Linked DNA regions of Homo sapiens: all the other regions are linked to region 1. A link is a loop called in an ENCODE intact Hi-C map of the cell type or tissue named here. Cell type or tissue: endothelial cell of umbilical vein. All regions are shown on one strand. Region 1 overlaps ME3 (malic enzyme 3). Region 2 has its middle 19 kb from the start of PRSS23. Region 3 holds the start of PRSS23 (serine protease 23). Region 4 overlaps ME3 (malic enzyme 3). Region 5 overlaps ME3 (malic enzyme 3). Region 6 overlaps PRSS23-AS1 (PRSS23 antisense RNA 1). Region 7 overlaps ME3 (malic enzyme 3).

Region 1 (4,000 bases):
TGTTTTCAGGGCCCTTTTAGTGCTCTCACATTCCACCAGGTATCCCCCTTGGCCCCATGAGCTTGACAGTCTTCCAAAATATTTCTGACAACCCCAGTGAGTGATGTTCACCAGATGCTGATCAGGACTCATGTTCTTACATGGGCATAATGGGAAAATCCTTCATTGCATACTGGGAAGTGACCAATAGTCCATGGTGCTTATAACTCTCCCAGTACAGAAAAGTGGAGGAATTTCAGTGGAGGGATGTGGTGTCTTTGGTTGGTTGATTGGTATTGATTTAGATGTTATTTGTCTTGAAAATCTGGCTGTGGGTTAACTAATGCTTACCCTTCCTGTTTTAATCATTCCTACTTCTTTTTCTAATCCATGTGTCACCAGGAGAAACAAATGTAAATATGTGAGGTTGCTGTTTTCAGCAAATTCATTCAGGATTCAATGCCAAACTAGGCTTTTCCTGAAAACCAACAACAAGCACCAACAGGAGGAGATAGAGTTACATTTCTTGTAAACCAACAGCCTGATTTTCATTGACACATTGTGGGTTTTGTTATTGTTGTTGTTGTCACTGTTGTTGATCTGGATAGAGGTACAGGCTTATTTTCATAGCTGAGTTTATGACTAAGTGCAGCACTGCTTCCTGAAACAATTCCATCAACTTAACACATTCACAGCCATGAAGAAATCTACCAATCTGTTCTCTCCTCTGAGTGATCTTTCTAACTTGCAAATGTGATGGTGCTACTTCTTATTTGGGATATCCTGGCTGTAACTGGGATATTTCAGACATACTGGCGGGGCTGAACTTTAACTCCTCTCATCCTTCAATGTTCTCAGGCATGCAAAATTTTCCCTAACCCCTTTCTCCCTCCCTTTTCCCACCATACTCATTGGTGGTCATTTCTTCCTCTCTGATTCATAGCCCCATATACATACAATGAGTTGAGAGGCATAGTTTTTTTTTTTTTTTTTTTTTAAACTTCAGGGGAAAATATCCAAATAGAGCCTGGTGAATATCATCAGAAAAAAGGCAAACTAGGAGAGTAAGTCCTTCCTGTAAAGTCTTGCAGAATCTTAGAGTGGGAGGGGACTTAAGAGGGAAGGTACTTCCCACTCCCTTCTGCAATCTCTTTGATAGATGGTTTTTGTTGTTTTTTTTCAGCTTCCAATAGATCACATCTAGAGATAGGGAAGTCGGTGTTTTTTTTAAAAGAAATATATATATATATATATTATATACACATATTTTACATTGAGCAAAAGTTGATCTCGCAGTGAACTCTCTTATACGTCCTTGGTCGGACTCTGGAGCCATGCAGAATACGCCTACTCCCCGTTCGACATGATAGACCTTCAGATATTGGGGGGGCACTTATCTGCCTTTTGACCTTCAGAAACAGAATGGGGCCCTGGAATCATTCTTTCTGGCATGTTGGGACACAGATCATGCCATGTCTCCCCTGGGTGCCAGAAGTACCTATGAGGTATTTCCCACATGCTTGGCACCAGGCTACTGTTTGGGGAGAAAGTAAATACATTTTATTTCAGAATTGATTAATTTAAACATAAGCAGCATACTCCTTAATATAAGGTTACAATGCAAAAGAAACCAAAAAACAAAGCCAGAAAAATCCAGAAGGTAATTCTTAGAGAGACAGGGAAGGTTCCAAACATTTTTAAATGGATCTAGCAGATTAAAGTTCAGCTGCAGCTCATTATTTATGAAATGTTATTCCTGTTTCTTGCAGAGGGAGAAAGAAGCAGCCAAGAAATACTGCCGTGTACCTCTTGAGTCCACGCACGCTTGCTTAATTTAGAAAAAATTACTAGGAGGGGCCACTATGGGGAGCTGGAGACCACTCTGTAATGAAGCCCATTTCTACTAAAACAAAGTATGCATGAGATGGAAGCAATCTGGGCAATGTTGAATCGATTCGGGGAAATGATCCCAGGATTTTTCTCTGAGGATGCACTCTCAATAGTGGATAGTGATGTTTTCAGGTGTAATTTAAATGCCGTTTTGCTCAGTCAGAGCAATGGACTCAAATTCCCTCTCAGCTCCCTCTAGAGGTTAAAGTGTGCAGCTGCTGGCAGAACTTGTGGGCTTGGAAACCTGCCCATGTCCAGAGGGCAGTCAAGATGAATACAAGGAGTTATCGGTTCTTTCTGTTAATTAGAGCAAAATCTGTTGGTTGAAAAAATTAAAAATAAAGTAAAACTTTACTATTCTCTAAATACAGTAAGGCTGAGATGAAATACATTGTGAATATGCATTCATATAGAAGAGGTAGTAACTGGTATATCAGATAATTAACTGGTATATAAGATAATTCACTGGTAAGTCTTGGTGCAATGAAGAAAGTAAAAATTCCATAATGACTTCCCAGATATACTTACTTCTAAAAAGGCACGTATTTTTTTGGATAATGGATAACAATTGACATGATCGTGATTATAGCCACCAATGATTGAGCTCTTATGTGTCAGGCACTGTGTAAACACTTTACTGGCATTTTTCTCATGTAATCTTCATAAATCCCTTTTAGATAGATTCTATAGTTAGCACCATTTTACAGACCAGGAAGCAAGAACTTAGAGAAGTTAAATCCTTCATACAAGGTCATGCAGCTGACATGTAGTGATGCCTGGATTTGAACTCAGGTTTATTCTCTTAAACACAATAAAATAGTGCTTTCTCATCAGAGGTGCAGGACTCAGCAAGATTAATGAGTAGTCCCAGGTACCCAAGTAGTAAGTGGTGCCATTAATGTGTGGTTGATTGACAGTGTATATACAGTGCCTGGTCCATCATGAATATTCAGTGAAAACCAAGTCCCTTACCCTCTGAAATGACCATGATTCTGACTACATGTGTCCTGAGTATGTCTTCCAGAGCAGAAAAAGCTCTGGGAGATAGCCTGTGCCATTTAATCTTTGCATCCTGTCACCTAGACCTGTACACTGCCTATACTGGGTGCCAAATGAATATTTGCTAAATGAATCAGTGAATGATTGAATTAGGCCTGTCTTCAAGGAGCTTACAATCTGCTATGAATCATAAGTGTGCATATATGTATGCATGCACACACACACACCCCTAACCAAACCCTAGTATACTAGTCAGAAGTGAGTTAAAACATACTGAAGAATATATATCAGCAATGCTGCACTCTTAAGCCAGAAAACTTGCCCATGTTTACAAAGACATGTACAAGAATATTGATTACAAAATTGTAATAGCAAAAAATTGGGAACAACTTAAATGTTCTTCGACATAGGCATGGAGAAGTAAGTTTCAGTTTACTGATGTGATGGAATGCTAAATAAATGGTCTAAAACCAAATGTATAAAATGGATAACTCTAGAAACACAGTAAGCAAAATTATATATAAATATAATGATAATAATAGCTAACACTTACTCAACACATTATGCACCAGGCATTTCTTTATGCGCTCTGCATTTGTTAACCCATTTAGTCCTCACAACCCTTCAAGGGTATAAACTATCATCAGACCCATCCTAGAAGTCAGGAAGTTGAGGAAGGCTACATACATTTCATATAATGTCTAACATGTTTAAACATATGCCAAAAGGCTATACTTTAAGAATGCCTCCATGTGTAGTAGAAGTGTAAAAACATGCAAGGGAATCATTAAACACCAAATTTATGACAGTGATTACATTAGGGGTGATGAAAGGAACATGACCAGAGAGATGAATAGAGGGGGCAGCAGATGTATTTATAATGTTTCATTTAAAAAACTAGATGATTGGTATATGGATATTTTTCATATTATCGTTATATTTTTTCCTGTGTCTGAAATACTTTATAATAAAGTGATCTGCAAGCAGAAACTAAATACCTTGAGACCTCAAAGGAAAGAACCATTACTCCTGATATTTCATGGAGAAAGGGGCATTTAAGTTGAGCCTAGATATTATGGGGAGGATAGTGCTAAAAATTTAGCAAATGTGGAAATCAGTGCATATGCCATGG
Region 2 (4,000 bases), 210 kb after region 1:
GCAAGAAAGCCTTTTTTTGTGATTTTTTTTATTGCCTTCTAACTGTGGGCTTCTGTTTCCCTCATGCTTTCTATTTCATGTATAGTATATTTTGGATCATGTTTTTCCTGACTCTGGAACTTCCTATAACTTTTTATATGGTGTTCCTTTTAGATACTGTTTTAAAAACTCTTTCTTTTGAAATGTGTCAATCTGTCCAGAGAATTAAGTTAATGATGTGGCTATTTTTAAACTCTTTAGATAGCTATGGTTGAAAAGACAAAAAACAAAGTGAGCAATTCTGTGACTGCAGATAGAACTTTTCTAAATGGCTGGCTGGCATTTTTGAGACAAAACTCTATACTTTTATTGAAATACCTCTATTTCTGGCTCATGGATTGTCACCGTATTCTAGAAGTAAGACAAAGAGCCTTGTCTGGTGGACCTGAACACCAATTAGAGTTTCTTTTCAAGAGTATCACTATTCAGCTCTCCTGTTTGCCACTGGCCAGTTGACTTTTTATAGCCAGTGAAAATCCATCCAAGAATCCTGCAGTTTCTTCATGAATTTGTTCTTGTAATGAATTTACGTTGTGTTCAGGCAAGTATCAGATCATTCATTTATGAAACCAACAAGCATGTATTGAGTACCTGTAATGTGCCAGACACTTTTATGAATGATTTACATATATTAATTAATTCACTTCCCACTACAAACCTATGAAGTAGGCATTGATTTTGTATCCATGTCAGAGAGGGGCTAATTGAAGCAAGGTAACTTGCCAAAAACACACAGCTAGAAATGGGATTCATATCTTAGCAGTCTGCCTTGGGAGTTCATGCTCTTATTCTACTAATAGCAAGGTGCCATAAGACTACCGTGAGTGGAGCAACTAACCATGCCTCCAGATTGGGAGTCAGGAGCCTCAGGGAAGGCAAATTCAGAACAAGAGTTGTTTGATCCTTGATGAAGAGGCTTAATCGTTGATTTGATCCTTGTTAGCAACTGATTAGCACATACCAAATTACCTGCAGAGAAGATACACCAGAAAAAAATATGTGCACATATCTGCAAAGCTGTATTACATACCTAAAAACTTTGTATCATCAGTACAAGTATAAAACAAATCATGTGTGATTTGATTCATTTATACATGCTAACCAAATATTTTCAGATTTCCTTTATGCTGTGCCACATCATATGTATCATTAATTGAAATCTATTTTGAATGGCCAACATTCAGAAGTTTCTCGAGTGCCTGGGGTGGGAATCTAAATTTTTAAGACACACTATTGTTTCAACCATTGTTTTTCCTTATAACATGATTCTGATCAATTTGTATTTAGTAAGTGTTTCCGACCATTTAGAAAGACCTTTCCTTTCTAAATCAACACGTAACTTGAAAAAATAAATCAAAATTTTGAAATATCACCTTGTTCTGTAGATTCAGACTAAACGATCTCAGATTTCTTCATGTGTTGGAAAATGTACTTAAAAAAAATCTTTCCCCGAGGCATCTTCTTTGCCAACTGGACTGACTTTTGCTCATTCTTGGATTGCCCCCTAGTGGTTTATTTAACTTATGACTATTTCCCAGATGCTCATCGGCAACTCGTGGTTTCTTTGAATTTGTTTTTAGTTTGATCTTTTCCACACCTTCTCCCATTTGCAGAGAGGGGCTTCCAAAGACAGTGTCTTTGAATGAGGGTGAGCAACGTGCAAAGTGGCACAAACGCTTAGTGTTAATCAATACATGCCATTAATGATGGTGGTGAAATCCTTCTTTCAAGTTTGTTCTCTTTTTTTCTTTGTGCTGTTTTTAACTTTGCCAACTCCTTACTTTCTTCCCTCTGTTAACATCCTACTGGAGTGGTGCCAGGTAATCTGGTGGCACAGGATGACTTACAGGCAATGCTGTGTCTTGAAAATGCCAATTAGGAATGCTGAATGCTGCTGGGCGGGAGTCCCATGCTCTCACCCATATAACAAGTCAGCACTCCATAGGCCTCAGTCAGACCCAGACTTCTTGGCTCCTTTTGGGTAGCTAAGGCTATGACTCGCTGGCCTAGACACTTAAGCATCATCCAAATAGCGAGAAAAACCTTTGAGTTTCTGTAGAAAGCCAGCGAGAGACCCAGACAGCATCACAGACCTGACACTCTGCAGAACTCTGGGTCCAGGCCATCTGCACCAATTAGACCAGAACCAAGAAACGCAGTGCAAGATGCATTATTAATTCAAAACTTTTTTCAATAAGAAAAAAGCCAATTATTGGCTCCATTTTTTTTTAGAGAGAGAACACCTACACTGCTATATATAATTTATTAACTTAGTTTAGTCTCTCAATATTTAGCAAGTTTGTTTAAAAATTACCATTCCCATTGGTTTATAGTGACATGAATATAAACCCATAATTTCAAAGTCAGCATTCCTTTCACTGTGAACATAAGGCTTCTTAAGAGATAGTGGGGGTTGGGGAACAGTAATGACTGTGGCTGGTGGGCACTGTTCAAAGCCAAAAAGACTGGCAGGTTTGGAAAGGCATACACTGTGTATAGACACTCTCTCAGTATACTACTGTTCCCCACACTTTTGCTGTACATTCTTGTCTCAAAATATGGTATAAATTATTCCCTTAAATTTGAAAAAACAATTAAGATGAATACATTTTCATCTTCATTTCACAATAACTCTTTTAAATATAAAAAGTTCCTCATGTTTGTTAAATCTGTTCAAAAGTTGCATTTAAGTACTTTCTTCACAACATGTACAATGTTTTCATCCTTAGTGCCTCATTACAATCAGTTTGGCAATAAGACCTCCAGTGCTTTATCAAAAATGGCATTCAATAGATTATAAGATTGATAAATCTGCATTTGAATCAGTCTTACCACAATGAATTATAACAAAGTCCAAAAAATGTATAACTATTCATCAACACCCTTGGAACCTATGAATTATTGCAAATAATCTCCCACGTGCATGTAATTCAAACATAAACTTTGTGGGGAGGGGGTGTAAAATAAATACTACAGTATTTCTTCAATTTTATTTAATGCTGCCTAGCTGGTTAAATGAAAGATTAATTACTAACAGGAAGAGTCAAAATTTTAAGGACTGTTTTCTAAGAAGGACAATTTTGCAAAACAAAGATAAGCAAGAGCCTATGCAAATACATTTTCTTGTAGTATAATGTAATTGCTAATATGAGGTATAATCTGTAAGCAATTAATACAAATATAAATAAGTATAAGCCACCACTAACTCACAGTCTCATGAAAAGCTTCTCAGCTAAAGTAGTTTGAGGATAAGGTTAAGGGAAATGAGGAGTGGACAGGGCAGGTTTCCAGTGGGAACATCATTTATGTGCCTTATCATTATCATCATCCTGTATGTACCAGTCCATTGTTGCAGAAAGGTAAATCCTTTCCAAGTATGTTATACTTTATGTAGCACAGTAAAATTATTTAAGTATTACTAACGCTTTATTTGCGTTTGTATTTAGATATACACATAATTATATATGCATATCAAAAACTATAAACAGAATTTTAAAACACTTTATCTCATTTGAGGAAAGTTAACAGGTAAGACAAATCTATGTACTATAGAATTTTTGAGGATATCTAAACTCAGGGTGAAACAAAGAAAAACATTTCTACCTCTTTAGTAAAGGGCTTGTGTGAAACCTCAAGCTCTCGCTCAATTTTTTTTATAGATGGGTATGTTTGATGAGGATTGTGATCCAATGATTGTTTAGCAGCAATTTTACCCAACTGTAAATTCTTTTATTAACAGGCATTATAAACAGATAGTACTAATCTTATTCTAAAACCATGAGTGCCACACTGGTGAATATACAGCTTATGAATAACTTAAAAAGTATTTCCCATTTTAAAAGGCAAACCCAGCATACAAAAACTTATACTAAATGAAGAAGCTATAATATGGATACATGATTGATGTGTCTAAAATGATATATACAGTACATAATTAATGTTAATTATGTGATCTGTACAT
Region 3 (4,000 bases), 190 kb after region 1:
TGCTCGCCAGCTTGCTCGCACTCGGCTGTGCGGCGGGGCAGGCATGGGAGCCGCGCGCTCTCTCCCGGCGCCCACACCTGTCTGAGCGGCGCAGCGAGCCGCGGCCCGGGCGGGCTGCTCGGCGCGGGTGAGTGCGGGCACCGACTGGGGCATCCGCCCGGGCGCGGGAGAGGCGAGGCGCCGGGAGGAGCGGGACAAAGGGCCGGGTATGCGCGGGGTAGGGTAACTGCGGGCTGCCGGAGGCACCGCAGGACTTCGCCAGGGCAGTCCTCGGGGTTCCAGGACACGGGCTGGGGGCCTGAAGGAGCTCTGGGGAGACGGCGGGGGCTGCAGGTCATTTGGATTCATGCAGTGTCACCCATGAAACGGATGGGGAAAGAAGATCCTGCTGTCTTGGGTGCAGGATGTTGGTTGGGAAGCAGAGAGAGCCGGCTCTCGGCAAGCTGTCCTTCGGCGGGGGCGATGGCTACACCCCCATGCACCCCCCCAACACACCACCACCACTACTTCTTTTCCTTGAGTTTTGCATATACCGGATTCCATCAAGTTCTGAATATTAAGTTTTAACCCTGGGCATGTGATTGTGAACACACCTAAGCAAGCAAGAGAAGTGCAAAAGTGCAGCAAATACAGGCTGGGAAATAGAATCTTTTCTCCGGAGTGGTTGTCCGTGTGCGTTCCGGGGGTGCTAACCCTAGACACTACAGTCTGAACTAACAACAGTTGTTGTAAGCAAATAGTTCTTCTGCCTGTAGGCATTCATCACGAGTTAACTTTTAAATAAAAGTTTTAAAGTTTTAAAAGGAGCGGGAGAAGACTTGTTCAGATGAAGGAACACCACCACTCCTCTCCAGAATACAAATTAGGTTTGCTTTCCAGCACCTCAGGAGAAAGCAGCTGATAAAAATCCTGTTTGTTTTACTGCCCACTGGGTGACACCAGTAAGAATTAAGCAGCTCAGTGTAGGTATTGGAATAGGGCTTGCTTCTCTCAGCTCCTGAAACTAAATTTGAGGGCTCCCTGTGCACTCCTTAGGAACAGGTAGGCCAGTGCCAGAATCCTCATCACATGGTCATGTGAGAAAGAATTGAATTTATAGATGAGGTCAGCTGTGGTCAAAAGCCCTATGTCAAAGTAGTATCAGGATATTTATTGCATGTTGTTTCAAGATCCTACTTGTGCATGCGAGTATTTGTGACAGGTTTATAACCGTGCCTACCATGAAGTCTGTCAGGAGTGGATTGGAGGTGAAGTGGGGAGAAGGAACTTAGAAAATGCCCCCAGAAGCCACTATGTTTATTTGTGAAAGTGTTTGCACCCCATCTGCGTACGAAAAGGTTGTTTCACTTGCAGTTTTCCTAGTTAAATAAAGTCAAGCGGTAACTTGTCCTTTCCTGTGCCTGAACTGGGAAGGAAGCCTTTTTCCAAGGTGCCTAATATGGATCTCATTTTTGTAACACTGACGACTTATTCAGCTGGATGGTTAACATGGATGCATTTTCTGGTTGTAGCATAAGTGTCCATTAATGCATCTGAGAACATTTTTGTCCCCAGTCTGCAATGGTTAATAGTCTCAGGTTCTCCCAGTAACTCTTCTCATAGATCCCTTAGGATTTCATCCACCAGGCATTATTCATGCCTAACTCCCACAGACTCCAGGGAATTTGTTTCTCATGTTCTCAATATTAGCAGGTTTTTTTGCACTCTGTTCTTGTTCTGCCAGGTTTGTCCCAGGCTCAATTTAGTTTACCTGAAATCCGATAGAGAAGAGGCTAAACTTCATTTGACCACAAGATTGTGTTTAGGGTTGCTTGGACTTGTAAGTGCCTTGTAGTTTCCTGTACAAGACTGTAATTCTTAAACGATTATGTGATTAGGTCTGTTTTGCCTTAATAGGGTCTGTGATTCAGGAAAACGAGAACAAGCCCGACTGCAGAGTATTCACAGAGCTTGGTTCATTCTTAAGCATTTGCTTTAGGATTTAGCATGATTTCACCGTTCCATATCACTGACCACTGATTCCATGGAAGACCCTTTGTCATCTCTCCAAATGGTGTCCAAAACCTGTATCTTTGCAAACTTTCCTGCCGTTTCTTTCTGTCATTACTGTTTATAGCGGCTGCAGGAATTCACAATTTGTACAATAGAGAATACATGACCTAAGGATTAGGTTTTCCCTCCCAGCACTTGTTTGCTATAGGAGTTAAATCATTCTCTCAAACAGTGGCCCTCTTGAGGAGACCTGTGTTGTTGCAGTTTTCAAGACTAAGGTGCCGTGCAGGAGACAGTAGTCACTGCATCCAGTCTCCAAAGAGATTGTTGTTTGCATATCTGTTAATTATGCAAAGTCCCACCACCAAGGGCCTATGAAGTGGCAGCATCCTCAAAAAGTATAAATATTTTCAGACAGTGGCTCATATTGAGTGATGGAGGGTGGACTGTGTAACCTATTTATGAATCAGATACCCAAAGCTGGAAAAGGAATAGTTTCTGTATTACTAAGCATGGTGAAAAAATATTTTCTTACCTTCATTTTCCATTCTTCCCTGCCAGTTAGGTGAAATGATGCACGGAAACACTTGGTTGGAAACCTTAAAAGATAATTTATGTATACCAGGAATCTTTATTCAGCAAAAGTTTATTCCTAGAAATGAAACGTTATAGACCTAAATTTTCTTCATCCAGACTTAGGTAAAAGGGTGAGATTTGAAAATCTTCATTCCATTTTTAAGGTGTGAGTCTTCCAGGCAGCTCTGCAAGGATAAGGTGATTCATTTATAAGGGTGAGAGAGAATTTAAAATCATGTAACTCATTAGTTACCTTTCCAGGTGTGGGATTATGAATGTTTTCATTACATCTGTTTATACCTTAGATGAGTGTTTATGTTTAAGTAAACTTAAACAGGTATAGCACAGGCTTACCCAGGGTTTATACAGATGGTAACAATAATTATTTGTCTTCTAAGGAATTACTCCATTATCATGTGAGTTGAGAAATGAATGTAAATCCACCAACCTAATTTTAAAGCATCACAGTTTTGCATCATTTGTTGTTTTATTAATGCGGATGAGTCAGGGCAGGCTGCGAATGCCTCAGGAAAGACCCTTAATGGACAGGAGGGTTGTTTCCCCCTCAGGCTTTTCTTTGGGGCCTGTCTTAAGAGCATACACACACAGCCATCCCTCCACTCAGTTCTTGAAAGCTGCCTTCTGCTGGAGTCACAATTTGTACAATAGAGAATATATGACCTAAGGATTAGGTTTTCCCTCCCAGCACTTGTTTGCTATAGGAGTTAAATCATTCTCTCAAACAGTGGTCCTGTTGCAGACTGATCAGGGAAATCTTGTCTGCCAGATAGATGAGAAATTAGCATGATTCATTTTCCTTTTCCTTTTCCTTTCCCCCTCCTTTGCCTCCACCCTCCATAATTCCATGAATCAATGGTCCTGAGAAGTAAATGATAGTACAGACACTATAGTCAGCATCGTCCCTGACCTGGACTTACGTGATTCTGGAAAATTATAATATTAGGGAATCCTGGACCTAAAGACCAGAGCTAAAAAGACCAGCTAAAGCAATCATCTGGTTGAGGATGCTATTCAGAAGAATTTCTAAAGCACCCTAAATAAACATTTGGTAAAGGACTAAGCAACTTAAGAAGCTTGTAGCTTTAATACAGACATCAGTTTAAACCCATTTAAGGGCTTGAGAACCCACAGCTGTATCTTCTAATTTCTGATTAGATATTTTAAAAATATCTAAGCCTAATCAGTTTGAAGTAATTTGATGGGCATTAGTTTCTAAAAGTCTGCATTCATTTCTAAATCTGAATTAAACTTTTTTAAATGCAATTTTATAACTTTTAGCGTTACATGGAAGCTTTAAGCAAGATATATAATGCTGTCAGAACAAAGTCTTATCACACAAGTTAGTAAATAGGGTTTAGTAATGTGGAGAACTTGGAAGCAGAGTTGCAAACTAATAGAAATTAGGACTTAT
Region 4 (4,000 bases), 150 kb before region 1:
GAAAACTTCTGACCCAGGCAGCAAGAAGGACAGAAAGAGTTAGGCTCTGTCAGGGTCTGGCCACGGTGGCTTTGGAGGCCTGGATCCCTATTGGGACAGAACAACCTCTGCTATGAGGCCACACCTGCTTCCACGATCCATAAGAATTACCTTTCTACAGTAGATACTGCCATTCATTTATTCATTAGTATGTGCTGAGTGTTTGTTCTGGGCCTTCTCTGGGCTAGGCCTTGAATAAATAAAGACAAATAAAAGTCTTGTTCTCAAATAAAACTCTCAAGGAGTTGCTAGCATAAGTGTTCCAAAAATTCAGATTCCCCTTTATTGGACACCAAGCAAAGGCTTTCTACATTACTTCAGTGCAATTTTGTGTCATAAGGGAATTTTCTGGAGCTCCTGGACTCTCTAGAGGGCACTTCTCTGGCCAATGGAGAAGATAGGGTTAGGCCTGTTTTGCCACAATTTGGAAAGAACCAGAAGGAATGATGATCATCTTCTTGGCTTCTCTGGAGGTTCGGCTGTTGCAACAGCTAAAAGGGGAGATCTCGGAGGAGCCAGATACATGAGATCCACATGAACTTCAGGACTAGGAACAGCCCTGGAAGTGAAGAACAGCCTCAGAATACAGGACTTAGTGAAAAGGAAGGCTTTGGGAACAGAGGAGAGAAAAGGTTAAAGAGACCAGGGGAAGTTTCATGGCAGGGGGAGAGATCAAGGAAAGGCCTAGAACTGCTACTCAGTGTGTGTAGTGGTGGTGGTGGGTGAGAGAGAGGGCAGTTGACCCCCGACAGCTGGAAATAATCCCTGGCATCTTGTAAACAAGACAAACGAGCTGCACGGTCTTCAGAGATGAGCCAGCCATTCCTGCCTGTCTGCCTCTTCCCTATTGTGGCATCTGAAGCCTGTGCAAAGTCCCCCACACCTTCCCTCTCCAACAAGGTCATTATCTTCCAGGGATGTATTTTGCATTTCTTGGCTGAGAACCCTACCCCTGGCTCACTTTGAAGCCTTCTGTAAAGTGGGTGACCACCGTCCAGTGTCACTCCCAGATCCTGGGGAAGAGTGGGATCATTTAGAGTCTGTGGCTTGGCCCTGGATGCATTATCCTGGGGGAAGTGAAATGAGCCTTTATGGACAAACAGAAAGTAGTGAAGAACAGGAAGAGAATTCTAGGCAGAGGGACCAGCACATTCAAAATCATGGAGTTGGCAGAAAACTCACAGAAGAGTGACTAATACAATGGGCTGGAATAATAGGGAATATGTGGGAAAGGGGAGAAAAGTGAGATGGGGCCCTGCTTCTCTTCTCCCCAGAGTTCCCCAGTCCTGTGCTCACATGTGGCCCTCTCCTCACCTCCATCAAAATCTCTGCCTTAAGTCTCCTCTTTCCTTCTTCCCTCCCGTATCTGTGTGTCACGAGCCTATTAGGCATCAGAGATTATAGTAATAGGTACCATGAACTGAGTACTGCTACATGCCTGTCCCTACCTATACATCACTTCAATCCTTACAACAATTCAGTGCCATAAACGGGTGTTGGAAATACTTAGCAAGGAATTGGCATAGGCTGCAACCAACCATAACAGATGCTGGCCTTATAAAAAAACCCTGACCATTCTGGTGGTACTAGCTGATGAGCAGTTGTGGCTGTTAAAACTGTTAAGTCCATTTTACAGATAAGGAAAGGAAGGTACCGAGAATTTCAGCCACTTGTCCAAAGCCACAAAGCAGGAAAATGGGGATTCAGACCTAGGCTTGTCTTGGTGAAATGTCTGATTGTTAAGCATTGGACTCACAGGGGGTGCTAATAGCCTGACATAACACACAGGAGCCTTTATGGGCGTCTGGCCTGGAGATTTAGCAGGATTGGTGGACAATGCAGGTCCAGGGAAGGCTGGCCAGGTGGAGGAAGCTGCAGAGCTGATGAGCCAGTGGGGCTTTCCTGGCTCCAGCCATGCTGTGTGGTCAGCTTGCAGGTGGAGGCCAGGGACCCACGGAAACTGGGTCAGCAGCACCCTGGACCTGGCCCCTTGTGTGGCTCTCCTTCCTTCCCCTGTCCCCAGTGTGACCATTCCCACTGCCTTTCCCCTTCTAGGCCTTTCTTTCCTCCCTAAGAGCAGAGATGCTTCTCTGGTCCCAGCTGAAACAACAAAAGTCACCTGAGCCTCTGCCTTTTCCAAAATTCCTGAGAGGCTGCCAGCAATGAGTCAGTGCATTGGCAGCTCTGATCACCAAGGACCAGCCTGGGCCTGGGCCAAGGCTTTATGTGGGTCTGAGCTGGGGTGGGAGGCAGAGATGATGAGAAGCCCTGGGGAGCTCTCTTCCCTTCAAGTGCTCGGGCTTCAGAGGCCCAGCCCCTTGGGGTCAGTGATTCTGAGCACATGGTACAGTGGGACTGGTTGGGAGACAGTCAAATAATGTGCCCTAGGCTCCTGCTCTGCACCAGGCATGGCCCTGCCCTCTGGGAGATCAGTAGAGTGGGGCTCCCGAGGATTGAATTCTATCTATCCACTGAGGATGTGAGGCTAGGCTGGTGTTCAGAGTAGGTAGCATGACCCTAGTCTCATTTTCATGTGGGTTGCTCGATTCCAGCCCCCTCCATGTGTGGTTCCCAAGAAGATTCTGAGAATCTGTCTCCAGCTCCCACGTGTGGTGTGATTTGGTTTCTGTTTACAACTATGATTCTGCATCGCTTCCTCCTCCTTCCCACACTCCCTCTCACCCCTTCACTCCCAACCCTCTGTGGTTCTGTGCATGGAGATGCTCCTCTCCCATTATGAGCATGGCTTGTAGTCTTAAGTGGCATTGCTCCTTACTTTGTATTTGGAGATAAAGGGGGACCATTGCAGCATGGGCTGTATCTGCCATGTTGGCTCATTAGTCCTGGAATTCCTTACCAGTCTTCTCATTGTCTGCTTAACAATGAGAACACACATCACAGGCTTCTGGCCTGGACCCATCCCTAACCAGCTTGTGACTGTGGGCCTCATCTTCAGGTCTGCATTCTGTAGGAGTTAGAGGAAGGAATGGGAACGATGGGGAGGGCAGGATGACAGCAGCAGGATGCCAGGGAGCAGTGACACCCACACTGTTTCAGCAGGGTCTGGAATTTCATCCTTAACGAGAAGATACCCTCCACCACTTCACACGTGCAGGAGCAACAGGCAGCCTGATGCCATGGAGAGAGTGGAGAATTCCAAATCAGACATAATGGGGTTCCAGTTCCAGCTTTGTGTCTTTTGTCTGGCTGTGTGGCCGTGAGCAAGCTTTAACCCCCTGGGCTTCAGTTTCCTCATTAGTGACGTGGGACAGCTGTGTTTGTCCCCCAGTGAGGGAGGGGGGGATGTTGCCAGGCACTTGTAAGATAGTGAGGATGAAAAGCACTTTCAACCTTAAGTTCTGTGTGCATGCAAAATGTTATTTGGTACAGTTTGGGTCCCCTGGAAGAAGATTCTGAGTTATATTGGAGTGTTCAGGATGTTTTTAGGAAGTGCCCTTGTGGGAAGGAAGGGAAGGAAGCAGAATGAGTTGAGAGGGAAGTTGAGCTGTGATGCAGGCCCCAAAGCCTCAGCCAGCTCCATGGGGAGCTTGAGTTGTCCTGCACTGGGCTAAAATAGTTAAGCCTTCATATTCCCTCATCACTGGGTGAGGCCAGGCCCTGGTGGGATGGCGAGGTGGCTCTCTCTCTCTGAGGCTCTGCATGATGTGCTGACAGCCTTGCTGTCAGCTGGGCAACAAGTCTTTCCTTGAAGGAGGATCTGGGTGGCGCATGCTCCTGCCCACCTCTTTATGGTTGTTAATGATATGGTCACACCTAAACATCAGGCTGAGCTGATCAAAGGCTGGTTCTTACAGGGCTCCTGCCATTCCAGCACTATTTGCCAGCTGTCCTCATGAGTTCTAGATTGATGGCTTTAGTCTTGAATTTCTGAGAAAAGAATGGGAAGTCCTTCTTCTCTTTGCTCTGGGACCCAGAAAACCATCCCACTTGGTTTTGCCTG
Region 5 (4,000 bases), 71 kb before region 1:
TCATTTCACTCTAGCTATTGATTTCTCCCCAGCTGATAGGCTGGATTTGGGGATAAAGTTACTTTGCAAATAAGGGATAAAGTCTATCCTTTATCCTGGTAACAGAAACTTTTTGAAAGTACTTTTATCTCGCCATCCTAGCATTTAAATCCAATTAAGTTTCAGAAACATTTACTGAGTGCCCACTAAGCCCTATGCAAGTCTTCTTGCTGAAGATCCTTAAAGGAATTTTTACACTTTTTACATTTACTTTTTACATTCATGTTTTAAAAATTTAACATGCAATGCATTTTAAACAAAGTTATAGAGTTAGAGCTCTGTCTTTAAGTAGGGAGCCATGGATAATAGAAGCTCACTCCTCTAGGATTCTATTGGAAGTCATCAGAAAAATAAAACTTCTTCTATCTATCCACTACTCCTTCCATCCATCCTTCCTTCCATCTGACAAGAACTGTATGGAAGGCCCTGTGCTAGCTGCTGGGTATAAAATGATGAGCAAACAAATTTGTCTCCTGACCACTGGAAGTTTATAGCTTAGTAGCAGAAAGAGTCCTGGAGGCAAATAGAAACTCCAACCCTAGATTCAGCTATATCTCTATTTGTACAGGTTTGGGGAGTCAGTGAATTTCCTGAATTGTCTATTTCCTTGTGTGGAAGGGGGCTGCCTTGTCTGTTGCACAGGGCACTTGGCAGCATTGTATTTGAGTTCACCCTGGAAGAAAACCTAGGCATTACCATTCAGGACATAGGCATGAGCAAGGACTTCATGTCCAAAACACCAAAAGCAATGGCAACAAAAGACAAAATTGACAAATGGGATCTAATTAAACTAAAGAGCTTCTGCACAGCAAAAGAAACTACCATCAGAGTGAACAGGCAACCTACAGAATGGGAGAAAATTTTCGCAACCTACTCATCTGACAAAGGGCTAATATCCAGAATCTACAATGAACTCAAACAAATTTACAAGAAAAAAACAAACAACCCCATCAAAAAGTGGGCGAAGGACATGAACAGACACTTCTCAAAAGAAGACATTTATGCAGCCAAAAAACACATGAAAAAATGCTCATCATCACTGGCCATCAGAGAAATGCAAATCAAAACCACAATGAGATACCATCTCACACCAGTTAGAATGGCCATCATTAAAAAGTCAGGAAACAACAGGTGCTGGAGAGGATGTGGAGAAATAGGAACACTTTTACACTGTTGGTGGGACTGTAAACTAGTTCAACCATTGTGGAAGTCAGTGTGGCGATTCCTCAGGGATCTAGATCTAGAAATACCATTTGACCCAGCCATCCCATTACTGGGTATATACCCAAAGGATTATAAATCATGCTGCTATAAAGACACATGCACACGTATGTTTATTGCAGCATTTTTCACAATAGCAAAGATTTGGAACCAACCCAAATGTCCAACAATGATAGACTGGATTAAGAAAATGTGACACATATACACCATGGAATACTATGCAGCCATAAAAAATGATGAGTTCATGTCCTTTGTAGGGACATGGATGAAATTGGAAATCATCATTCTCAGTAAACTATCGGAAGAACAAAAAACCAAACACCGCATATTCTCACTCATAGGTGGGAATTGAACAATGAGATCACATGGACACAGGAAGGGGAATATCACACTCTGGGGACTGTTGTGGGGTGGGGGGATGGGGGAGGGATAGCATTGGGAGATACACCTAATGCTAGATGACGAGTTAGTGGGTGCAGCACACCAGCATGTCACATGTATACATATGTAACTAACCTGCACAATGTGCACATGTACCCTAAAACTTAAAGTATAATAAAAAAAAACAGTTCGAAGTGCTACATAAATATAATATTATATATAATATTAAATATGCATTAAATATAATAATTGCAAATTAAGTTTGATTCAAATAGTGGAGGGAATAACTATCACTGTGCACAATGGAGAGGAGTAAAGACTTTTGAAATAAGAGGCAGGAGGCCTGAGTTCTAGTCCTGTCATTTCCACTGATTTGTGCCCATGCCCTGCCCGTGGGGCAGGGAGTCATTTTTCCCCTTGGCCTTGATTTGAGCTGATTAATTTATAGCTTCATGAACCTCTCAGTGTATGCTACTAGGAAAGGCAAAGCTGCAGAAATGCAGAGCTCAAGGGTCTCTTAAAAGCTAATCAATTCCATCTGTTCCCATGTCAGGCTTGCTGAAGAGATCTTTCTTTTCAAAGGCCTCTTAGGAGGCAATTTCTCAGCCTGTCTTGGAACCCAGTGCAGGGAGTTGTCTAGGAGTGTTCAGGAGTGGGCTGCAGGGGGCACACAAGTAACATCTGTATTGGCTAGAGTGCTCCACAAGCTGTGCAGGGAGGTTTCAAAATGTGGAGGCCATTAAACATCCTGACACCTACTTAAGGGGGCATCTTGGGAGCAGGAGCTCCATGAAGTGTTTGGTGTGTACTTACAAGGCTCTGCCTGTGCAGGTCTGAAGAACCTGCCCAAGGTGCAAGCCCTGGCTTTCTTGCTGAGGCTCTTTAACATGGCACCTTGATGTGGCATGGAAATTCACAAATCCATTTCACCCCATGTCCCTGCAAGGGACTCTAGCCCTGAGACTGATGCACATAGACTCCTGCAGATACCTGTTGCTGATTTCATTCACTTTAGGAATGTGTTTGCTTTCTTGTGGTTGTTTGGGGAGAGGGAGCATATTTATGGGGACACACATAATTCAGAAATGCTGAGTTTTAACAATATAGGATTGAGGGATTTCAATATGGAACAAGGAAAGACGTTGGAATAGAATAGATTCAGGTTTGAATACTGCTACTTGCTTGTCATATGGCCTTAGGCAAGTCTCTGCCTCCTCTGAACCGCTTGTCTAAGGACAATAATGCACTCTCACCTCCTAGGACTGTTGTATGATTCAAAGATAATAAAGACAACTTTATTATCTTTTACTGAGTACTGGCCACTCAGTAAAAGTAGGTGGTAGTAGTTGTTTTAATCATTGTTCCATTTCTGGAGCCCAAGCTCAACTTCCCACAACCGTCAGTCCACCACAACACAGTTCACAATCTGACAATTCTTCCTCTCACTTTTACCTTCACATCCAGCTCACCCTCACATACCACAGACTCCTCTTTCTTGGCCTCTTGGATTTCCATCTCTCATTTCCACATCTAGGAACTCATCAGGCTCTTCCCTCCTCATGCTTCGGTTAGTACTGTAGTTCCCTGTGGGCTCTCCTCTTTAGTCCTCTTGAGAATTAACATCCTCAAAACTTGCTTTGAAATTAGAGTCTACCCCACTGGAAAGTGCATCATGATCCCTGACCCAATCCAAACTCCTCACTTTGCCCTACATCCAACTTTACCTTCCCTACCCTGGCCAGTGGAGCCATTACCCAGGAAATGTCCAGGGAAGAAGAGGGGCTTTCTTGTGATGAGGAAAGCTTTTCCCAGAAGTCCTGTGGCAAATCACCCTCACATTTCTTTGACCAGAATTAGGTCATATATCTACACCTAAAGTAATCACTGACAAGGAACCACAACACTATGATGGCTTGGATTTGAGACCTACTGGTTGATTCTGGGAAGGGCCAAGACTCCCTCAAAGTGCGTGACCATTTGGAGGAAGATGGATAACTGAAAAAATTGGGGTTGTTAATAAGGAGGAAGGGGCAACCAGCAGTGTCCCTTACACTCCCAATCCTGAGAGTCTATGATTCTTGGCTTTTCCAGCCTATAGCCTTGCCTATGCAGTTTCTCCTGCTTGGAACTCATCCAGTAAATCTTTGTATGCCAGAGATTCTGATGGGCCATCTTCCCAATGTGAATCAAAATCCTTCTCTCAAGGTTTAGATTAAGAACCAACAATTCAATGGAGGGATTTCCTCCTATAATGAATTACCTCATTACTTGCAAAGTAAACTAGACAACCCATGCCACACTTCACACATTGGCTTATATTGGCTTAGAATTGTTCTCAGTTGAGCTGTAAACTCCTCAA
Region 6 (4,000 bases), 310 kb after region 1:
ATCCTGGCTATCATCCCACAGTGGCTGTGTCCCATAGTGACATAGATATTTCAATGGAGAAAAGATTGGACCACATTAGGGCAGATGATTGATCTCAGCCAATATCTCACCCAGTATTGGAAGCCTTCCACAGTAATGTATGAAAGTATAATTGATTGCCTATTCATTTACCAAACACCACATGCTGGGCATTGCACCAAGCACAGGAAATTAATAGATGCGAAGACCTAATTCCCTGGCCACAAAAAATTCACTGTGTAGTAGCAGAGACAGAGGCAGAAACAAATTATTTCAATAGAATTCAGTATATGCTAGATTATTAGCCCAAAGGAAGAAGTAAAACATTTACCCACACTTAGCAATCACATTTAGCTATTTCATTTTTAGTAATGAGGCCTATAGCTCTCACATACCTTTGAATTTTAGAAAATGTTAAGACGACTCTTTTTGCTGAAAATAAAAAGATATCACCTTCACAAAGGATGAGCTCATTTACGTAGGAAATAAAATAAAGCTATTGTGTCAGTATATACAGAAATGAATGTAAATGCAGAGATGAAGCTTGGGCAGGGAACACACCATTGCCAAAGTGCTTATTGGGAGAGAGGAGAAGGTAATAGGAGGGTGGTGAGAAGGTTGTTCCCTTGTTTCCCATATATTTCTGTATTATTTGAAGATTTTAAATCAAAGATGTATTCATATATTGTTTATGTTATAATTGCATTATTGTCTATGTACAGAAAGAAAGAAAGAAGTCTTCTCCCAGATATCCACATCTGCTTCAGATCTTTGTTCAAATGTCACTTTCTGAATATCCTATTTTTAAATTGCCACCTCACCACCATTAAAATCCCCATCCCCTTCTCTGTCTTCATAGCATTTACCACAATCTGACATCCTATATATTTTACTTTTTTACAAAATATTATTGTCTGTCTCTCCCAGACAATTAGAATGTAGGCTCTGTGAGAGCTGAGATTAGTGTGTGCCAGCTTTACAGCTGTAAACCCAGGGCCGAGGACATATACCAGGTGTTCCACAGGCCAACAGCCTGAATGTATACAGCATTATGCTAACAGCAGTTATTTCTGAATGGAGAGACTACAGATGTCTTTTATTTTCTTCATTCTGCTACTTGGTATCTGAATTTTTGTAATGAGCGCATATTAATTATATTACCTAAGAAAACAACAAAGCTCTTTGAATTTATTATTATTTTAATAACCTGGGAACTAAGAAAGAGGCTCCAGTAGAAGCCACCATGGAAGGAGTAAGGGCCTAGTGGGAGTCAGGCCAAAGAGCATAGGCGAAATCTCCTGAGATACTTGGTGGAGTAAAGTTAGTTGGAATTAAAAAACCAACTAACTTATGACTCCTCCACTGCCTCGCAGTTTCCAGACATCCGCAAAAATGCCTGGTGCACGGGTCACTGTTTCACAAAGGGTCTTCTGCCTCATAGCTTCCCATCCCCAAGCAGCGGGGCCCAGAAATTTGCCCACATCCTTCCATCCAGCAAATGTTTTTATCTGGGTCCTACTTAGGTTTCAGCCAATTCTTTGCTGAGCAACTTGGCTTCCTGTTTTCCTTGGGAACCAGACTCTTTTTAAGTTGGAGCCATAAAAAGAATGAAATCCTTTACCTGATACTTTTCTATTCGGGTATTCAAGCCTGCCACAGACGGAGGCCCTGTGGGCCACTCTCTCGTTGTGGGCACTGGCATCTTAGCCCAGCACTTTGAATAAGGCACATGTGAGAGTGAATGCTGCGCTTTTTTCATTCTTTTCTTCTCTCTCTCTTGTTTTTTTTCTGTTCTATTTCTAATTGAAAGCCATTGTCTTGAGTGAATGATTGTAGAGAAGGCTTACTCCTCATCTCAAAATGCCATCTCATAGGAGCAATGGGAGAAAGTGGTCCTGCCAGTCTGAAAGTTAAGAGACTTGGTTTCTCATAATTGTTCTGCCATTAAGTTGTTACGTGATCTTAGTCAAATCATGTTACCTCCCCGGGCCTCCGTTTCTTCATCTGCAAAATAAAGTTCTTTGCAGTGTTTCTCAAGTCCCTGCCCAAATCAGTGTTTGTTTAACTGAGGATGAACAGTGACACCTTGTGGTTCTCCTTGAGCCATGTCTTTGTTTTTTCTAGCCCAAGTTTAAGGGAGCCAAGGGTATCTTTGCCTGTTCCCCTGCCTGGCCCACCTACCCTAGCAGCTTCACTTAGCATGGCTCTAACCTGGTCTCCCCCTAGATTCAGAAAAGTGCATCCACCCTTTGTTCACCAGCTGCTTCCCAGCCTCAACTTGGCCAATGTTGCTAAAATCAAACTACAAGTAGACTGCAGACGCCAGCGTGAAGGCCTGTGCTTCTGTGGTGAGGTCTGCGGTTTGGTGTGAATGTGAGGGTATCAGCCCCAGGTGTTTTTTAGGGCTGCTAGTGCAGTCCCAGAGAGGGACCTGGGCAACAGCTCAAGGAGCAAGACTGAAGATTTTACTGTTTTCCAGCACTCCTACGAATTTGTAAAATTATCAGATTCCAAATTGTTCTATGCCATAGTTTTTCCATTCATAAAATAAGAAAAATCTGCCATAGCACTGCCTTCAAACTCAGTTAGTCTATTCATTCATTTACTTATTTGTTCTTCAAATATTTAATAAGCATCTTCCTGGTGCCAAGTTCTGAGCACCTACCTGTGCCAGTAGTCCGAACTTGAGAAGACACAGTCTCTACTTTTCAAGACCCTGTTCTTGTCTAATGAAGAAGAGAGAAGGAGGAAAAACTTCCATTGCCATGCAATAAGGTAAGCTTATGGCAGATAATGTGTACACATAATGGCATGGAAGCCTGGGGACAAACATCATACTAGGCCTGGGAAGAATGTTTGACAGAGAACAGGACACTTAAATACGGACGTTTACAGAATGGAGTTTGCCAGAGGAGACTCTTCAGGAAGAGAGAACAGAGTGGGAATAGGTACATAAACATGATCTATCTAGATGCCCTACCGTAAAATCAAAACACAAAACCCTACTGACTCAATTCCCTCCCCTTCCAGATATTACCCCATTTCTCTACTTCCCATTGTAGCCAAACTTTCCAAAAATTCATGTTCTGTCTTCATTTCCTCATGTTCAACCCACCCTGTCTTAGCTACCACCCCTCAGTAACGACCTAGCCTGGGTAGAAACAAATGTCAGCATGATACCATACTCAATGATCCTTCGTCACTGTTGTCATTGTCATCATTCCATGGCCTTACTTTCCCTCTCAGCGCCATTTGCTACAGTAAGAAACTTTCTTTCTTGAATTCTTGTTTCTCTTGGCTTCCATGACACCCACTCTCCTATTCATGCTCCAGGTTCACTGTCTGCTCCTTCCTGGTCTCCCTGTTCAGCTCCTCCTACTCCGTTCAACATTAAATGTCAATATTCTTTTCTTCTTTCTATCTAGGAAATCTCATTCATTCCCATGGTTTTAAATGTCATGTACCAGCTCCTAAATTTTGTATATCCAAACCTGACCTCTGAAATCCAGTCTTAGCAACTAGTGAGGTCTCAGCTTAAATATTACCTGAAGGTTGTGTGATCTTCCCTGACATTTGTCTTCTTATCTGCTTCTCGCTAGATTGAGAGCCCCACGCAGGCAGATTCATCCTTACTTTCTTCAAACTTGCATGTTTAATGATTAGAACAGTTCCCAGGATACTCAAAAATTATTTGTTAACTAATTTCTGAATGAAATATAAGTAAATATAAGTATTTAAAATAGAATAAATCTGTGATTTTGATTGTTTTTAAGAAATTATTCACTCAATCCAGTTCAAGTTCAGCCAGGCAAGCCTCACAAAGGAGCATATGCTTAATGTTTCAGGATGTGATCTAATTTTTAATTGTTTCTTGATACAAAGTATCACCTTTTTCTAGTGACTGTTTCTCCTCCTCCATCATCTACTCTTGCCCAGTGGGAGATTTCCCAGTGAAATCCCACCGATGATCTGAATCAGAACA
Region 7 (4,000 bases), 84 kb before region 1:
CCAGCCTGGGTGACAGAACAAGACTCTGTCTCAAACAAACAAACAAACAAACAAACAAAAAACCAGATTAAGAAAAAAAGGCCAATTAAAAAAATGGTAAAAAATAACACAAATTAAAAATGTAGTGTAATGACTATTTTTTTCTTTTTTTTTTTTTTACATTAGGTTCTAGGATATATGTGCAGAATGTATTGTTACATAGGTATACATGTGCCATGGTGGTTTGCTGCACCTGTCAACCTGTCATCTAGGTTTTAAGCCCCACATGCATTAGGTATTTGTCCTAATGCTATCCCTTCCCTTACCCCGCCCCCTCCTTGACCCGCCGACAGGCCCCAGTGTATGTTATTCCCCTCCCTGTGTCTGTGTGTTTTCACTGTTCAACTCCCACATGTGAGCGAGAACATGTGGAGTTTGGTTTTCTGTTTCTGTGTTAGTTTGCTGAGAATGATGGCTTCCAGCTTCATCCATATCCCTGCAAAGGACACAATCTCATTCTTTTTTATGGCTGCATAGTATTCCATGGTGTATATGTGCCACATTTTCTTTATCCAGTCTATCACTGATGGGCATTTGGGTTGGTTCCAAGTCTTGTAACAACTATTTACGTAGAATTTACATTGTATTAGATATAGTAAGTAATCTAGAGATGATTTAAAGTATATTGTAGGATATGTATGTTATATGCAAATACTATACCATTTTATATCAGGGATTTGAGCATCCATGGATTTTGGTATCCGGGGGGAAGGGGGTCTGGGAGGTTGATTATATATCACCCACAGTCTTTTGCCCTTCATGACTTTTTGGTAGTCTTCAATTCACTCTTTGCCAAACTCTATGGAGGGAGACTTAAAGGTGTTAAACCAGCAAACCTCAGTCCTACTGTTGGCTCCTTGAAGACCTGATCTTTGGACTGAGGCAAGTCATGTCATTATTGCCTTAGTTGCCATATGTAAAAAGTAAGAAAGAAGAAAAAAAGAAGCCAACATTTATTTAGCTCCCATTGGGAACATTTTATAAATGCTATGCCATTTACTTACTGCCACAAGTCTGGGAGGTATATGTTGTTGTCCTCATTTACACCTGAGATTAACGAAGCTCAATAAAATGAGGTAATATCACTGAGGTAAGTTGGCAAAGTAGTAAGGGAAAGCAGGTAAGAAACCATTGTGCCTTCTTGCCTTTCTTGTTGGAGTTTCAGGTGATGATTGTAAAACACTAAGCCCTATAGAAGACAGGCTTCTATTAACACAGAGAAAAACTGAAATAGGTTTCTAATTGTTTGTACTCTTTTTTTTCTTCCTGGAATTTGCAAATCTCAGATATTGCTCTATCCTCTTTTTTGATTATGAGATTTTATTTTTGGCAGAAAATAATTGTTCCAGTTGAGTTCCAAGAGTTGAAAGAGTTTCTCCATCTGTTCTTCTTGAATAAGAAGAATGCTGATAAGGTGTGCAAATAGCTGAAGAAGTATACATGCAATTTTCACTAAAAATCGTGAGTACATGGAAAAGCTGATGAAGAAGGCCTTGAACCTCCATCACATCATTAGCTGACTGAACATTTTATAATCAGGAGGGGGAAAAAAGGCGGAATAGAAGGAAATTTCAGCTGAAATTGACACCTCTGTCCAAATAGAATATCACTTCAGAATCTAAAAATTCTAATTCCACAAGTCACAGATGTTTCCAATTAGAACAGAGAAAGTTAATGTAGTTTCAGCTGTTACTTAGAATATTAAAATGTGCCAAGAAACTCAGAGAGAGTTGGTACAAAGAAGTTTCTTTTTCTACTAAAATATTTACTCCTTCAGAAATAATAATCAGAGGCTTTAGGCCCCTTTCCCTGAAAAGTCACACTTAACACTCTTCACTTTCTTTTATGGCTGTGAACATGGCACAGACCCACACATGCCTCCACTTTATAAAACAAACACCTTCCTGACGTCTAGAAGGCCTCTAGTGAATCTGGGTCTCTGGGCAGTAAGTTGTTTGGAATGTGTCTCTGTTCTAATACAAACATTTGATATCCAAAGCAAATAATCATCAAACCTGCGATTCTGAAATTACTGTCCCCCTGACTCAGAGGCGCAGCCAATGAGTCATTTATTTACATGTAACTACAAGATAAGGAGAGAAAAACATCCTATCTGCTTGTTTTTCCAAAGCAGGTTTGAGAAGTAGTCACACATTTTTTTCCACTGAATCATAAATCTGCAGCCTCAGTTTAAGAAATAGGCTAGGAGCTCAGAACCCTGTGAAGATACACCAAGATAATAGTCCCCTAAACCAAGAAAAAGCTGAAATTGTAAAAGCTCGAATCCATTTTATGCTAGCATTTATGAGGCAGTTCTATGGGCAGGCATCTGAGTCCTATCCTGAAGTAATTTGTAAGTGGAAGACCCCACCCACTTTAATTTACCAGATAAACATTTCTGGAGCTATCATTGCATATTAGTTATGAAAGCTGGAATTTAATAAGAGAGAACAGAATGCAGTTTTCAAAGTGCACAGAAGTTCACTGGGAAAACATATGCTTAAACTTCAGGGACCATGATCCCTGGAAGCAAATGTAAGAGACAGCTAAGTGCCTGGAATTATATGTCTGAAAGGATTACTCATCAGATGCAATTAAGCAGGGGGAAGGGGAGAAGCACACATTTGATCTAATGTGTTGTTTTGACTAAGTTCCGCCTCCAAACTACAAATCCCTCGAAAGGAAGGAATCTCAGAACATTCAAGATCAGGAAAGTTAAAGGCCAAAAAAGTATTTGCTTTGAAATGATTGAGAAAAGATGTGTGTGTCTCTGGTCAGGGATAAGTTCCAGTGAGACCCACTCCAACTTGCAAAACATTGATATTATTGGGAAGCTTCAGAGCAGACAGTCAGACAGACTTAGACCCAAATTCTAGGTCATCTGGTTAGTAGTGACCTTGACAAATGACTACAGTTGAGCCTCAGTTTTCTCATCTGTAAAATAGGGGCAATGAAATGTTTCCAATAGAGCAGTGACAATTAAAGATAATATATGAAAAGTAGTGAGCACAATGCCTGATACATTTCTATTCAAATACCTAATTCTTTGAAGAAAAGTTTCTAACAGAAACTTTTGATGTTGACAGAAAACAGTCAAACCACAACAGCAAGAGAGGAAGAAAGGAACAGAGGATCCACAAAATAACCAGGAAACCATTAAAAAAATGGCAGTAGTGAGTCCTTACTTATCAATAATTACTTTGAATGTAAATGAATTAATTCTCCTATCAAAAGGCTAACGTGGCTGAATGGTTTAAAAAAAAAAAAAAAGACCCACTATATTTTGCCTACAAAAGATTCAGTTCACCTTTAAGAACACACAGAGGCCGGGTGCAGTGGCTCACGCCTGTAGTCCCAGCACTCTGGGAGGCCAAGGTGGGTGGATCACCTGAGGTCAGGAGTTCAAGACCAGCCTGACCAACATGGTGAACCCCATCTCTACTAAAATACAAAAATTAGCCGTGTGTGGTGGCAGGTGCATATAATCTCAGTTACCGAGGGAGACCGAGGTAAGAGAATTGCTTGAACCCAGGAGGCAGAGGTTGCAGTGAGGTGAGATCGTGCCATTGCACTCCAGCCTGGGCAACAAGGGCAAAACTCTGTCTCAAAAAAAAAAAAAAAAAGGAGAGGGTGGAGCCAAGAGGGCCTAATAGGAACTGCTCCAGTCTACAGCTCCCAGCGTGAGCAACAGAGAAGACGTATGATTTCTGCATTTCCAACTGAGGTACCGAGTTCATCTCACTGGGGAGTGTCAGAAAGTGGATGCAGGACAGTGGGTGCAGCGCACCGAGCATGAGCCGAAGCAGGGCGAGGCATTGCCTCACCCAGGAAGCACAAGGGGTCAGGGAGTTCCCTTTCCTAGTCAAAGAAAGGGGTGACAGACGGCACCTGGAAAATCGGGTCACTCCCACCCTAATACTGCGCTGTTCCAACAGTCTTAGCAAATGGCACACCAGGAGAT

Evidence for each region. A loop is a pair of places that touch in the nucleus more often than their neighbours do. Peaks named below come from ENCODE experiments on the same cell type or tissue, not always from the same donor. Only the 100,000 strongest peaks of a DNase experiment are listed, where the experiment ranks them.
Region 2: it touches region 1 in a loop (10-fold over the local background); 80 of 110 quality-filtered maps call a loop at or near these places.
Region 3: a loop joins it to region 1, with 6 times the contacts of the local background. A loop is called at or near these places in 82 of 110 quality-filtered maps.
Region 4: it touches region 1 in a loop (7-fold over the local background); 79 of 110 quality-filtered maps call a loop at or near these places.
Region 5: a loop joins it to region 1, with 6 times the contacts of the local background. A loop is called at or near these places in 7 of 110 quality-filtered maps.
Region 6: a loop joins it to region 1, with 8 times the contacts of the local background. A loop is called at or near these places in 12 of 110 quality-filtered maps.
Region 7: a loop joins it to region 1, with 6 times the contacts of the local background. A loop is called at or near these places in 6 of 110 quality-filtered maps.

What each region holds. Positions count from the first base shown.
Region 1 is chr11:86,606,498-86,610,497 of GRCh38, forward strand. All of the region lies in intron 2 of ME3 (malic enzyme 3), which reads right to left. Among named protein-coding and RNA genes, the nearest start is that of ME3, 64 kb to the right of the region's middle. In endothelial cell of umbilical vein, a CTCF peak has its summit at 2,059 (motif pointing left); DNase peaks (open chromatin) are centred at 764 and 2,064; H3K27ac peaks cover 2,483 bases.
Region 2 is chr11:86,817,124-86,821,123 of GRCh38, forward strand. It overlaps a transcript of PRSS23 not described here and the pseudogene MOB4P2. Among named protein-coding and RNA genes, the nearest start is that of PRSS23, 19 kb to the left of the region's middle. RefSeq lists a silencer at 1,404-1,698. In endothelial cell of umbilical vein, a CTCF peak has its summit at 1,548 (motif pointing left); a DNase peak (open chromatin) is centred at 1,518; H3K27ac peaks cover 1,837 bases.
Region 3 is chr11:86,800,525-86,804,524 of GRCh38, forward strand. PRSS23 (serine protease 23) reads left to right here and starts at 18. Exons shown (of 2, transcript NM_007173.6): 1 at 18-127. In endothelial cell of umbilical vein, a CTCF peak has its summit at 2,244; DNase peaks (open chromatin) are centred at 827, 997, 2,327, 3,307 and 1 weaker place; H3K4me3 peaks cover 2,602 bases; H3K27ac peaks cover 4,000 bases.
Region 4 is chr11:86,457,987-86,461,986 of GRCh38, forward strand. The region is part of intron 8 of ME3 (malic enzyme 3); the gene reads right to left. Among named protein-coding and RNA genes, the nearest start is that of CCDC81, 85 kb to the left of the region's middle. RefSeq lists an enhancer at 1,987-2,515. In endothelial cell of umbilical vein, no CTCF peak of the experiment used is centred here; DNase peaks (open chromatin) are centred at 1,205, 2,175 and 2,775; H3K27ac peaks cover 3,865 bases.
Region 5 is chr11:86,535,470-86,539,469 of GRCh38, forward strand. All of the region lies in intron 4 of ME3 (malic enzyme 3), which reads right to left. Among named protein-coding and RNA genes, the nearest start is that of ME3, 140 kb to the right of the region's middle. In endothelial cell of umbilical vein, a CTCF peak has its summit at 2,302 (motif pointing right); a DNase peak (open chromatin) is centred at 2,322.
Region 6 is chr11:86,917,673-86,921,672 of GRCh38, forward strand. PRSS23-AS1 (PRSS23 antisense RNA 1) reads right to left here. Exons shown (of 4, transcript NR_187135.1): 2 at 3,564-4,000. It also overlaps a transcript of PRSS23 not described here. Among named protein-coding and RNA genes, the nearest start is that of PRSS23-AS1, 19 kb to the right of the region's middle. In endothelial cell of umbilical vein, a CTCF peak has its summit at 2,116 (motif pointing left); DNase peaks (open chromatin) are centred at 1,529 and 1,919; H3K27ac peaks cover 2,340 bases.
Region 7 is chr11:86,522,218-86,526,217 of GRCh38, forward strand. The region is part of intron 4 of ME3 (malic enzyme 3); the gene reads right to left. Among named protein-coding and RNA genes, the nearest start is that of ME3, 150 kb to the right of the region's middle. RefSeq lists an enhancer at 1,266-2,465. In endothelial cell of umbilical vein, no CTCF peak of the experiment used is centred here; DNase peaks (open chromatin) are centred at 2,064 and 2,634; H3K27ac peaks cover 2,997 bases.